Regions from separate parts of the Homo sapiens genome. Here region 2 is linked to region 1. Evidence: read pairs that join two places in POLR2A ChIA-PET (ENCODE). Cell type or tissue: GM12878. All regions are shown on one strand. Links, peaks and the distances in the headings refer to the core of each region. The heading gives the core; the rest is flanking DNA. Region 1 overlaps BCAT1 (branched chain amino acid transaminase 1). Region 2 overlaps LOC124902897.

The links. ChIA-PET counts read pairs that join two places held together with the same protein. Peaks named below come from ENCODE experiments on the same cell type or tissue, not always from the same donor. Only the 100,000 strongest peaks of a DNase experiment are listed, where the experiment ranks them.
Region 2: POLR2A ChIA-PET joins it to region 1 with 6 read pairs; 2 of 35 experiments call an interaction of 5 or more read pairs at or near these places.

The regions. Positions count from the first base shown.
Region 1 is chr12:24,939,298-24,946,620 of GRCh38, reverse strand. The region is part of intron 1 of BCAT1 (branched chain amino acid transaminase 1); the gene reads left to right. Among named protein-coding and RNA genes, the nearest start is that of BCAT1, 6.1 kb to the left of the region's middle. RefSeq lists a silencer at 3,517-3,686. In GM12878, for the core only: no CTCF peak of the experiment used is centred there; no DNase peak of the experiment used is centred there.
Region 2 is chr12:24,737,363-24,744,685 of GRCh38, reverse strand. All of the region lies in intron 1 of LOC124902897, which reads right to left. Among named protein-coding and RNA genes, the nearest start is that of BCAT1-AS1, 79 kb to the left of the region's middle. In GM12878, for the core only: no CTCF peak of the experiment used is centred there; DNase peaks (open chromatin) are centred at 2,115, 3,265 and 3,977; H3K4me3 peaks cover 442 bases.

The DNA of each region.
Region 1 (7,323 bases), core at 1,123-5,122:
GCAGGAGTAATTATTTAAAGACATTTTGTTCCTGACTAACTGCCTCACTCATTATGTTCCTGGAATTTGTGATACAAAAAAACAATGTTTAGCCTATCAATAGTTTATATAGTTTATGTTATTTTAATATAAATTCTTCTCAACTTAGAAACTGCCTCTTTTTTCTTTTAAAAACCCACTTGTAACTGCTGTATATATTCAGGGCAACTTGATTTGGTGTTTCGTTGGTTGCAGTCCTCAAATTTGACCTCAATATACTCTCTACTTATATAAATTTTGTCTCAGTTTTGTCCGTAGGCTGACATTCCAATTGTTTTCCTAATTATATATTTTGTTCCTTATTTCTCATGTCTAGAAATAAAGCTAGGGAAGTAAACAGCTGGAAAACTGATAGTGGTGTTATTAACCTAACTGAGAGGGCTGGGCTTATGAGTAAATTATTCCTGTGCATAAATGAAAGATTGTTTCTAAATGGCAGCTATGTTGAGCCTTTGTATTAGTTACATCTTTTGGGGTTTCAGGTTGCCAGCTTCTTTAAATGGCCTCTTCTCAACTGGTATAGGAAGTTGGAAAATAAAGAACTTTCTTTATTTCCCTTTAGTGTTGGTAACCACAGTTTCTTTAAATAACAGATGCCCACCCCAGGGAAACCCAGTGGCATGATCAGCCTTATGCTCAGGAAGGTTTGGTTGCTATACTGGAGAGTGAGAATCTGGGACCTTCCATGATAGACATAATTGTGCCAGCTATCCTCTACTTTCTATATGATGCTATCATTCTTTTTTCTTTTCTTTTTTTTGACAGAATCTCACTGTGTTGTTCAGGCTGGAGTGCCGCAGAGTGATCTCTACTCACTGCAACCTCTGCCTCCTAGGTTCAAGCAATTCTTGTGCCTCAGCCTCCTGAGAAGCTGGGATTACCACCATGCCCAGCTAATTTTCGTATTTTTTTGTAAAGACGGAGTTTTGCCATGTTGGCCAGGCTGGTCTGGAACTCCTGGCCTCAAGCGATCTGCCCATCTCGGCCTCCCAAAGTGCTGGGATTACAGGCATGTGCTATCATTCTTTTTGAGCACAGGAGGAAACTATGGCTGATCTGCTCATTTTACTGTCAAAAATATAGGCAGCTTTTGTATTGTAACATTATCCCCTTAACAGCTGTCCAACTGGTCTATACATTTCACCTAACATATGGTAAATGTTCCTACTGTTGGCCTTTCCTGAGCCTCTGTCCATTCAACTAAGGCCACTGCAATGGGATTGTATGCAGTTCAGCCAAGAAATAAATGTGAGGTGCAACTCACATTTTTTAAATGTTTCAAAATTAAGCATTTAGGTGCTTTTATTCATAAACATGACTTTGCAAATATTGGTAAACAGTTTCATCATAAGACCTTGTCAGTGACTCACAATGTCAATGGTGAACGCAAAGGAGAATCTGTCTTTTCTGGAACACCAGGTTCAGGTATCAGTTTCAACTATGCTTATAATTTGTGCTCTAAAGTCCACAAAGCTAAATTATCTTTCCCCTAAAAATTGAGTACTCATATCCTTAAAATAGCTTGGAAATTAGATTACCTTATGAATACAGCATAGCATGTCACATAAACGTTTTTCTACTGTTATACCTTTTTGGTGGGAAAGACTATTTTGCAAAACATTTTTCTTGTGTTCAGTAATTAATGGGAAAAACAAACTCTAAAAGAAAGAGACAGTTATGTCCCAAAAATACAGGAAAATGGAAGAATGGAAACAGGGAAGACCAATAAAGAAAAAAATAGAGGAAATTACAAGTAATAAACTGAAGTCATACTGAAAAACATATGGCTCTTTCTTATTGAAAGTTGTGAAATACTTGCAAAACTCAGCTAGTTCCATTAAGAATAGTCTTTAATCTAAAAAGAACAAATTCATTTGTCAGTTCTTTATTTCGGTGTGTAGATTTGAATGTTTCATCAATTGCATTTACGGTTTATCCCTCAGTGTGAGAACTGTTTTTGCTGTTTTGACTATAAATGGATATCTGCTTTAGGAAGACTTAGGAAGCCTGGGACATAGGATTACAGATCAAATTCTATTTGACTCCATAGAAGTTGAGACGGAAGGAGCACCTGTTGGGATATTCTAGACCAAACATTCCACAGCTGTCTCTTAACGTGACTGACAAAGAGACACAGTTGAGACGAAGTTTGGGTATATCCTGGGATGAGGCCAAGGGTGGATTTGCACAGGATGGTCACAGGGCAGTTGTTAGCATTCCACCACTACATAAAAGGGTGATTTTGCCAAGTGCATTTCATTTCATTTCAGTTGATTTAGATACCAAGTTATATTGTTTTGACTTTAGGACTAGATGTGAGTTCAGGAATTTGAAATCATAATAAATGTTTCCTTGAACTTTGAAGATAAAAGGTAGAGTTAAAAGACAGCTGCGAAGTCTACATGGGGAAGCATAATACATGACTCAGGGTTCCATGGTTTTCAGTGTCGGTGAGTGCTCTGTACACTTATAAGAATAGTGCTGGTGTTTATAGAAGAAACACATGCAGGTTTGAGGCAAGACTTCCTTGCTTAATTGGTGCTTTTGCTTTCCATTTTCTAAATGCCATGCAAACTACTTTTTTTTTTTTCTTTTGTTGAGACGGAGTCTTGCTCTGTCACCCAGGCTGGAGTACAGTGGTGCGATCTCGGCTCACTGCAAGCTCCGCCTCCTGGGTTCACGCCATTCTCCTGCCTCAGCTTCCTGAGTAGCTGGGACTACAGGCGCCCGCCACCACGCCCGGCTAATTTTTTGTATTTTTTGTAGAGACGGGGTTTCACCATGTTAGCCAGGAAGGTCTTGATCTCCTGACCTCGTGATCTGCCCGCCTCGGCCACCCAAGGTGCTGGGATTACAGGCGTGAGCCACCGCTCCCGGCCTCAAACTACTTTAACTGAAAACATTCTTCTAAGGAAAGCATCAGAAAACTTACTAGAATTGCTTAAGAATAAATAAATAATACAAATAAAAGAGCAAAATGAGAAAGTAGACAGACTCCTAGTCTATTGTGCTATTGATCTCTCCAGGTTCTAGGCTTTCTTGGGTCTGACACCACTTTGTAAATTTTTTTTTTTTTTTTTTTTTTTTTCCAGATAGGGTCTCATTCTGTCACCTAGGCTGGAGTGCAGTGGTACAATCATGGCTCACTTCAGCTTCAACCTCCTGGGCTCAAGTGATCTTCCTGCCTCAGCTCCCTGAGTAGCTGGGACCACAGGCATGTGCCACCACGCCCGGTGAATTTTTGTATTTTTTGTAGAGATGGGGTTTCTCCATGTTGCACTGGCTGGTCTTGAACTCCTGGGCTCCAGTGATCCACCCACCTTGGCCTCCAAAGTGCTGGGATTACAGGCATCCGTCACTGCACTGGGCCAGTTTGTAAATCTTATGAAAAGTATGGCCAATCTTTTGCAAAATGTGCAAACACATATAGACACAAAGTTTTATATCTAAATTATTGGTTATTAAAGCCAGGACAATAGAGTGCATATAGCATGGAAGACAGGTAGAAAAGACTGAAATGGTTTAGTTATTCAGAGCAGTGGAGGGCTATTGGCTCTTGCCTTTGCAGTCAGCTGAGATATGAAACTATATAAGCAGAAGCTTCACGCTGCCATTTGAATATTGAAAATCTCCACTTTTAGTTCAAGAGATAAACAACCAATGGTTTGTTTGTTCACAGCACATAAGTTATCACTTTCTTCTCTGTTTCATCCCATCAAGATCTAAGGTGTATAGTTACAGAATAGAACTCGGTTCATACCATATGCACCCTAATTTCTTCGATCTTCAACTAGTTTGGAAGTGTGTGTGGGTGTTTTCTTAGCCAAGGTTAATATGCAATTTCTTAGTGGAGTGTAGGAGTTTGGGGTGCCTAGCCTTCCTACTTCCCACTTAGATAACTTCCCCTACCTGTTGTACCTGTCAAAGGAGAAGGCCAGTATGGCCATGTTCTTTGCAGGTGACTCCACCTTAGCCACAGCTGATTGTAACAAGGGTGTATATTTGGCCCAAGTCCAGCCATCTTTTTTTTTTTTTTTTGAGGCGGAGTCTTGTTCTGTCACCCACGCTGGAGTGCAGTGGTGTGATTTTGGCTCACTGCAACCTCTGCCTCCCGGGTTCAAGCAATTCTCCTGCCTCAGCCTCCTGAGTAGCTGGGATTACAGACACCCACGACCACGCTTGGCTTTGTATTTTTGTATTTTTAGTAGAGACGGGGTTTCTCCATGTTGGCCAGGCTGGTCTAGAACTCTTGACCTCAAGTGATCCGCCCGCCTTGGCCTCCCAAACTACTGGGATTACATGCCCAGCCAGCCATCTTTTACTTCTTTCTTATTCTCTTATTCCACATATTCAAGCAGGTACCACGTCCTGTGGACTCTGTCTTCTCTGAATCTATAGGTTCTCTCTTTCCCATTGCCCTGCATACTGGTTTATGCTCTCATTACTTCTCGCTTGAATTATTCCAAAAGTCTCCCAACTGGTCTGAAGCTTAATTTTCATTATGTGCTGTTCGATGTCATTCCACCACGCAAAATCTATGGCTTCTCCATTGTCTCCTGAGTTTAGTTTAGTGCATGAGACCGTTTAAAATCTACCTACACCTCTTCTATGTGCATGCATTTCTCTAGTCATAAGAGAGGATTTGATCTATCTCAAAATGTGTTCTTATATTTGCATTTACTGGTTTTTAACTCCCTCCATCCTATCTATAATTTGCACCATGTTGCTCACCATGCAGCCCACTCCCCAGACACCTTGTGAGAACAGTGATCATGTTTTTGCAGTGGAATGAACATGGGCGAAAGGTGGGAAGGTATGCATAGATTTACATTTTGAAGTCAGGAAATAAGATACTGATCAATGCTTTAATTCGACTGTGCTTTTTACCTTTTCCTCTGTTGTAGCATGAACCTTGCCCCAAAAAGATATTGATCATATGCTGCAACTCCTCTGCACTTACCTTTTCTTCTACCATGGCAGGAACCTTGCACCATTGTTGGTGCTTTACAGATATTGGTTGAGTTAAATCGAGAGCCTATTTCTGGACTTTCAAGATTCAGATTAATTGATTCTGTTTTATACTTCTCTGTTTTTGAATGGCACATACATCTTTCCACACTTGGATTTCTTTGAAGTTAAAGCTTTAATTGACTTCCAAAAGACAGAGGATTATAAAAACACAGAGAACAGTAAAGTATTTACACGGTCTTAATGCCTATTGCCAAACACATATAGCTGCTATTAATGCCTATTGCCAGACTCATATAGCTGCAAACTCATGTAGCTTAATGCCCATTGCCAAACTCATATAGCTGCTATATATGTCTACTGGAAAACTCACATAGCTGGTTGATTTTAAATTGATTGTAGGAAAATTCATACAAAAAGATGCTACATAGGAATATAAACTGAACACCACAAAAATCGTAATGAACAAACTCAGTAATGCCAGCCTGTTCAATCACTAGTTTTCAGATTAAGGCAGTATGCAAAGGGAAACATCCTTGGAATGGTCTTAGAATATAGAACAAAGTCATGTGTTTGGGAATCTTAACCAATTCCAATACTGTTCAACATGTTTTTCTTTGTTGCAAACAATGCAGTTTTTAAGCAAACTAATGAATGCATACCCTGACAAACAAATCCAACAAAAGAGGTACTTAGAGCAGTGTTCATTGAATCCTAGAATTTTGAAAGAAAAAATCTATTAGGTCATTTTGGGCTTTTACTTCTGCTGAAGAAGGATTGTTCTTTTGAGTTTATTTTTCTAGCTTTCAGTTCTATTCCATTTAAATGCCTCGAGAAATAGGACTTCTCAAATTCCCTGTGGAGAGTTCTGGCACCTACTATATTCACTTTTGAAAGTCTCCTGATAACTGATTTCCTTTTTCTTTTGGTTATACACATCAACTATTCATGGTTGGCTCTGCTGATAGTTTTCCATGATTCTTTATGCTTATTTAAAAGAAATCATATAACATTAATCATATAACATATAACCATTACTTGGTTATAAAGCATGATATTAACTAAACTGGCTTTTAAAAATTCAATAACATTAGAGCAAATATTTTATTAATATTGTCAGTAGTTCCATGAATATATAGATGTAGGATGTCAATAAAGTTTATGCCCCTTAATAACTGAGTGTGTTAATGTTGTATTTGCTGGTTAACTGGCACCTTCCCTCCTTTTGATCAATGTTCTTAGAACAGTATGTACAGGAGTACTTTAGTCTACCACTTGATATTCAAGGACAACACTTCGAAGCTTGAAATGAGGGATTGTTTTAACCATATTAACGTAACTGCATAGTTTGCAATAGATTTAATGATTCAACATCATTGTTAATATTTAGTTTAATTAAAAGTGCCTTATATTAACTTGTACACATGTGAAATGACTTATCAACAAGATTATTTATTGCAGCATTGTTTGTGATTACAAAGAGTGGAAGTCATTTGCATAGTCATTAGGCGTAAAAAATAATGACATTAAAAGAAAACAATTGAGGAAAGAACCAGTAAGCTCTCAGGTAGAGATAAAAAGAAAGTTACCGTGAGCCTTTTCACTGTATATATTTATATATTTGATTTTTGACACGTGAGTTTATTATAATCAAGATTGAATGAAAAAAATTGAAGCCTTTTAATGAAATTAGCTTGACACCAGAGTCATTATCAAGAAAATCTGAAATACTGGTACCTATGCACATTTGATTTTATTATTTTTAGTTTTATTATTTTTTGAGACAGAGTCTTGCTCTGTCGCCCAGACTGGAGTGAAGTGGTGTGATCTCAGCTCACTGCAATCTCCAGCCTCCCAGGTTCAAGCGATTCTCCTCAGCCTCCCGAGTAGCTGGGATTACAGATGCCTGCCACCATGCTTGGCTAGTTTTTGTATTTTTAGTAGTGACGGAGTTTTGCCATGCTGGCCAGGCTGATCTCAAACTCCTGACCTCAGGTGGTCCACCTGCCTCAGCCTCCCAAAGTGTTGGGATTACAGGCGTGAGCCACTGCACCCGGCCATTTAAGCAAATTTTAGTTAAGACCAGTAACATATTTTTGACAGTATTTCCGAAGTGTTGTATTTAATTTAACTAATTGAAAATTATCTATTAAGAAAGCAAGTTAAATGTAATGTGTATACTTCATAGTATACACATTATAATGATTCATAGTAACCATTATATGAAGAGTGTCTAAACTTTTCTTCAAATCTACCATTTATATAGTACAATAATGACCAGCAAACAATGGCTAAGTTTTACTTAATTAGACATTT
Region 2 (7,323 bases), core at 1,078-5,077, 200 kb after region 1:
GGAGGAGAGTGATGCCTTGGCACGGGAGGAAGGCATATTCTGCAATCTTCTGTGCATACCAGTTGTCGTGGAAGAGCTGAAGTGCTACGTGACAAATTCCAGAGGAGCTGCTTCCCACCATTGCTTCAAGAATGGGAATGAAACGTTAAAAAACAGTGGCTGTCACAATGGTGGAAATCAACTTTCTGATTGCCGAATTCCTGCATATTTGTCTTGACGGTATATAAATAGGGGTTAGAAAAATCTTAGAGACACCATCAGTTTAGGCATTTTAAGATGTTGTCAGGACCAACTTCAGTTGCCAGATAAATCCTGTCTGAAGGGAAGTGAGAGCACATTGACAGAATATAGTGGAAATTATTATGGCAACATAGAATTGTAGAATCATAGGATTGGAAGAGGGCCAGAGGCTTATCTATTCTGGCCACCCATGTCTTAGCTCCAGTGTTATAGACACAGAAGAAAAAAACAAATTTAAAAGGTGTTAAACAATAAGGGCCAGAGAGTCAAATATCTTTTCAGCATTCTCCTTTGATCTGTTATTTTCTCTTTCCTTTGAGCACCAGGAAAAGGGATTCAACTATGGAATATATGTTTAATGCTGCAGACAGCAGCAACACATATGGTATATGCATTGCTCTTAAGTGGTATAGACGGGGCTGACTGGGGGATTATGACATAAGGAATGTTCGCTGGCACACTCCTACCTTCACTGTCTCCATGCTCCTCACCAACCCTTCTTTCTCTCTTCCATGCCAAGCGGTACTTCCCCTCTAGGCTTAATCCAACCTTGATTTCTTCACTTGTAACACAGCAATAATTTTACACACTTCACAGTGTTGAGAAAATTCCATGAAATAATGTCAATGATGTCTTTTTTTTTTTTTTTTTTTTTTTTTTTTTGAGACGGAATCTTTCTCTGTCACCCAGGCTGGAGTGTAGTGGCATGATCTTGGCTCTCTGCAACCTTCCCCTCCAGGTTCAAGCATTTCTCCTGTCTCAGCCTCCCAAGTAGTTGGGATTACAGGCACCCACCACCATACCTGACTAAGTTTTGTATTTTTAGAAGAGTCAGGGTTTCACTGTGTTGGCCAGGCTGGTCTTGAACTCCTGGTCTCATGTGATCCGCCCACCTCAGCCTCCCAGAGTGCTGGGATTACAGGTCAATGATGTGTTGAGTTCCATGTTCAGCACATGTTAAGGCCTCAGTAAGTGATATTTTTAATTATTTCTGCTAATTGCTAAAGGTGTAATACATCCAAGGGTATTTAGAATATAAAATGGGACTTGAATATGGGAAAAACAATCAAAAGATGAGGTTGATATTTGAGAGCAGAGAGCTACCTATTCCACAATTATTTAATGGACATCTACTATATACCAAACCCTCTGCTTGGGGGCTGGGAATAGAAGTTTAAAAAATACTTATTTTTCTTAGCCTCATAGAATGAATAGTCTAGTGAAGGAAACCAACCATGAGCCATAACCACACAAGAGTCTGTGTAGCTATAATTTTTTTTTTTAAAGACAGGGTCTCCCTCTATCACCCAGGCTGGAGTGTAGTGGCAGGATCACCACTCACTGCAGCCCCAACCTCCCAGGCTTAGGCAATCCTCCCACCTCAGCCAACCGAGTAGCCAGGACTACCCGCTCAGGCTACTGCACCCGGCTAATTTTTGTATTTTTTGTAGAGACGAGGTTTTGCCATGTTGCCCAGGCTGGTCTTGAACTCCTGGACTCAAGTGATCTGCCCATCTTGGCCACCCAAAGTGGTGGGATTGCAGGTGTGAGCCACCAAGCCTGGTTCCTACAATTGTTAATAAGAGCAATAAAGGAAAAATACAGGAAGACGTGAACCTGTATTATGTGAACATCAAATTTCAAAAGAGATGGTCAAAGAAGCCTATCTGAGACGTGACATTTAAGTTGAGTTAGGTGAGGAAGAGGTGGGAGACACCTCTTCCTGACAGCACAGATGGGTGTATGGGTGCACGTCTTGGGAGACTGGCCTTGAGTAAAGTGGGAGGAGTTGTAAAGAGAAGAAATTGGCTTACATGAGGAGACTGACTGTCTTTGCTCTTCCCCTACCCAACCCCCACGGTCTATTGGTTCCACTGCCAGGAACTCAAGTTTCGGGGGAAGCCACACTGCAGTGACTTCTCAGATTGAATTGCAGGGGACTGGGGCACTTCCTTCATTTCTCACAAAGCAGATGGCTGCTTCCCTTTTCATTCCTTACTTAAAAGGTACTGCATAAAACTCAGCCTGTTGTCTCAGTATTTGTCCACCCAAGTGAACCTCCCGGGTCTCTGAAGCCAAGATTGGGCCTGAAAGCACCTTTCAGTCCCAAACCTTAAGAACTGTAGGATTTGATAAACCTAATATGACCCTGACTTTCTTGTTACTTTTTAACTCAACTGTGAACTGAGCTTAAAATCTTTCAAAGAAAACCTAGGGAACTTGTTTCAGCTAGACCTAAACTCATGGGTTTTTTTTGTTTTTTTAAACTAATAAACCAGAATTAAATCAGAACATTGAACAGGCTGAACCTAAATAGTTATTTCATTTTGTTTGAGTATCTGTCCTGAAGAAAGAAGATTAATTGTGGGGCCATTGAAAGATTTTTATGTTTGGTTTCATTGCAATCAGAAATTGCAATCAATATTAATAGATATTTGGGAAATTTCAGAATGTTGGTTTTCATTTTTCTGAAGACATTTTTGGCAAGAAATATGTATTTCTTGTTGTCAGCCTAGGACTTCTACATTCCCCCTACAATTTTCAAGTGCCTCTAATTCCTGTAAGAACCAGAAAATTGAGATTTATGTCAAAATTAAAAAATAAAAATTAAAGATTTGGTTCTTTCTTGGTGCTCCCTCTTGCTTTCCATTATAATTGTGTTTTATGTTAGTCCTGGTAAAGGAAAAAGCAATTTGGGAGTGTTTTATTTCTAGTCAAAAGTTTCTTTTTTGTGAAGAGACGTGGAAAAGCCAGATGAGATGGGGCAGTGTAGTGACATGCAAAAACAATTTTGACTCAAGAGATAGAGTCCATTTGAGAAAACCCTTTTGGGTCTGGATACTGCAGCGAGTTGCATTTTGTCCCTTGGTACCAACAAGAGCAGGTTCTACCGAGGCAGTGAGTTCCTCTTAATGCTTCATTGTTTGCAAAGCATTTCATAAGTTGACTTTGGGTTCTAGACACCGAGTCCTGGGTAATTGCTCAAAATTTCCCCTTTGTTTGAGCTCCAGTTGAACCGAGCCATGGTGCTTAATGATAACCTCTCAATTAGTAGCAATGCTAACAAAGAAAGTTTCAAGTTGAGTTGCTAATGACCTAGTTTTTGACTTTCGAAAATAACCGGAGCTCTAGTAGGATCTTTCAGATAAATTTGAATTCGGTTGCAAACAACGTATCTATACAAACACAAACCTTCAACTCCTACCCACCCTACCCCCGCCACCCTACCCACAGAAAGATCCATTTTGGAAAGAAAAACATTTCTGAGTCCATTAAGTTCTAAACCACTTTTATATTTTACCATTTAATTCTCATAATAATGCAGTGACATAGGTTTTATTATCTCGATTCTTCAGATAAAAGAATTGAACCTGCTTTATGTGCAGTGACTACGTATCACACAGTTAGTAGGGGGCAGAGCCAAGATTTGGCGTTTTTTTTTTTTTTTTTTTTTGACTCTGCAGTTTATTTTTCATGATGCACAAATAACTGTAGTGCAAAAACAAATAATATAGAAAGTCTTTTTACAAAAGCTGGCCATCATTACAATTGGGTCCTCTGTCTCTGCAGGATGGGTGGTTCCACAGCACTGTGTCGGATTGGCTGAGAGTGCTGGTAAGATTGGAATGGGATTTCCTCTGTTATCTTCTGTGTTAGAAAGGACCAGAACTGTTAAGACTAGTTCTCCTCTCTATACTCTTACTCCAGAATGAACTCTTGAACCTGTGGGGACAGGAAACTCTGTGGCTTCTCTCCCTTTGGTCCCAAGCATCTTTAAAATATGCCATCTGCTTATTGTTGGACCTGATGACTCATCACTTCCTGGTTTTCTTTTTCTGCTTTGTTTTTTTTTTTTTTTGAGACGGAATCTTGCTCTGTCGCCCAGGCTGGAGTGCAGTGGCGCGCTCTCAGCTCACAGCAACTTCCGGGTTCAAGCGATTCTCCTGCCTCAGCTTCCTGATTAGCTGGGATTACAGGCACACACCACCATGCCCTGTAATTTTTGTAGTTTTAGTAGAGACGGGGTTTTACCACGTTGGCCAGGATGGTCTCGAACCCCCGAACTCAAGCGATCGGCCCGCCTCGGCCTCCCAAAGTGCTGGGATTACAGGCGTGAGCCACCTCGCCTGGCCCTCTGCATCTTTTAATTGTGGACTATACTTCCTAGGGCTTCTTGCATTTCAGTAATGGGCTGAGTTTTAATTAGCTAATATCTGTAAAGTCTTTGAATGTCTTAGGGGGAACAAAATGCTAAGTAAATTTAACACTTTACACAAATATTAATATTTAGGGAGTTAACAATTACATGCAAAACTGTAATACAATAACTCATGGAAATCTTTTCTCACCTATGTTAATAAATACAAAATTTCTATAGACTGTTAGCATCAATTTTGCAAACTCAGAACTAAAAGAAATTTAATATTTGCATTTCTGGTCTTTTTGTTTATATTTGTAAATCCAAATTTACAGTGACTGGAATGTAAAGTTCTCAGCTGTAGTAATGTCTGGGTTAAAACTTCAGACTTTGAAGTTACCACTTGCTTGAGAGGAGTAAACTGGGAAGACAGTTGATGTTTCTGCTATTATAAAGGTGGGGCCCTTTTCAATAAAACCTCTGGAAGGATTGCTCTGGATAGATTAATATGAAGTTATTGTAGTATTTCTTGTTTAAATACTTTGGATGTAGCTTTGGAACTATAGTTCTGAGGCAACCAAGAGAATGGGGCACCCCTTACCCCCACCCACACGTATACATAATCCCACTGGAATATTGAGTACGTGGGGCTCATTAACTAAGTAAAGTGTGAGTAATGTAATGTAAGTAATAACACTGACTTACATTTGGTGTTGCCAAATATTTCTCCAATGTGACATCCCCATTAGAATCTAGCCAGTCAGGAAAGTGGAGTTTAGTTTTTAAGGGCCAAATATTATCCTAAACTGTAATCTACACACCCTGCCACCTCTCATTTGACTAACTTCTGAAGTTCAGAGATACACAGTCATGAGACAGGAAAATACAAAAGATAGTGCATTACACATATCACATACTCAATAAAACTTTGTTGAGTTAAATTAAATTGAATTAAACAGTGACTAAACTAATCCAGATTAAGACATTCCATCCTTAACAGTTCCATTTTTGTTGTTGTTGATTTTGGACTCACTTCAGAGAAAAAGAACAAAGTATCCTTTTAGAAACTTATTTTTTTAAAAGTCCATTTTGGTTTCTTCCAAATCAAATGTGAAGCCTAGGGGAGTCTGAAATTATCCTTCTATTGCCTACAGCTCAACAAATGACAAATCACCTGATGAAAAATTTATCAAAATCACCAAAAAAAAAAAAAAATCCCCTCTTTTTATTATGTTTCCTCTTTCCACATCTTTTTTCCTCACTGCAACATATTATTTCTAGTCTTTATGGAAAAGATGTTTTTCTTTTGAGAAAATGTTGGTAGTTTTGGCTCCAATCTTAAGTAGCACTTAATATTTCCAGCATGGGGCACTTAATATTTTCTAAGAAAATTAATTATCTTAAAGGGATCAAAATGTAGTAGCCAACATTGCTGGAATTCATGCTATACTGCAGGATAAGAAATGAGGCTATGAGCCTCAGTTTCCCCATCTGTAAAAAGAAACACTTAGACTAAGATCAGTTTAAGCCTTAGCATTCAATGAGGTTCATTCAACATCATGAAACCTCAAAATGTTGATGTTCAAAGGCCTCCCCCAGGAAAAGAATCCACAGGAAATGCCACTTGGTATCCAGGGCCACTGCGCTCCTAGAAGGGAATTTGTTGGGGTATTGTTTATTATTGGAAAGAAGACTGTGGGACTTGAGAAAACTCAGAAATCTTAGGTCATATCTACATACATAGTTTTTTTTGTGTTGGTCTTTTTAAAAATTGCAGAATAGTGCATTTTGTTAGTATGGTTCTCATGTACTGCCGTTGGTCCACTATGTAATAACAAATCTATGGTTTGGCTGAAATACTCACTTTTCAACTGATTAGGTGACATTATGTGGACATAACCTTAGACCTGGCTAATTTAGATTTGCTTTATACAAACAACTGAACTTTTTAGCTTATCCTTTCACTTTATCATGTAAAAATCTTAGACTGCAGGAGTTGGAATGTACCATAGAGATTTACACCAATCTCATCATTTCCTAGTTGAGGAAACTGTCAAGAAAGAGAAATAGAACTTAGGTTTTCTTTCGCTCTAGTTTTATACTTGATTTTGTAGATGATTCTGGCAACATGCCTTAGGTTTATGTGGCTATAATAGTGGGAAATTCTTATATCCTCAAAACTGTCATTTAAAAAAAATAAACATCCTGGCTTTGAAAAAAATTAAACCCACTACAGTGAGCTATTTTAGTTGAAACTCACTAACATTTAATTCTAATAATTGAGTCTATCTATCCATCTGTCTGTCCATCTATTGATCTAACTATCTAAACCACACTTTGAAGATTAAATGAGATCACATATGTAAGGCATCTAGCTGGTAAATAGTAGGTACTCAATACATGTGGGTTTCCTCTTTCCTGCAGCCCACCCCTGCTTGCCCTGCCGTGCACAAATGAGTGTGTTCCTTCACAACCCCCAGTTGAAAACAGAGATCTTCTAGATCTGAGCATTATCACAAAGACAGCAGAAAATGTTTAGAAGAACGCTTCAATGGCAGCAGGCAGAGAAATGCACTTGTAAATGGATCCTATTTCTCAGATATCTCGGGCCTTCTTTTTATCTTTTGTTAATGTGCAGTGATTGTGGTTGGAACAAAATTTAGCATATGATTTTTGATTCATGTGAAGCATAATAGTTAGAGTCTTAAAATTATTGAGGTATATTATGTAAAATAATTTTATCTGCTGAAACACTGACTTTTACTATACTATAGCAATTCCTGCTTTCTTATTCCTAATAGCATCTTGGGCATATTTTATCATTTACCAATCACCAGTAGTTAAACCGTAGTCCAGACCTGTTTAAAATTTCAATCTTATATCCAGTTTAAAACTTTTTTCCTTCCTCATTATAGGGTAGATTTGTGAATTAAGGAGTTTGAAGC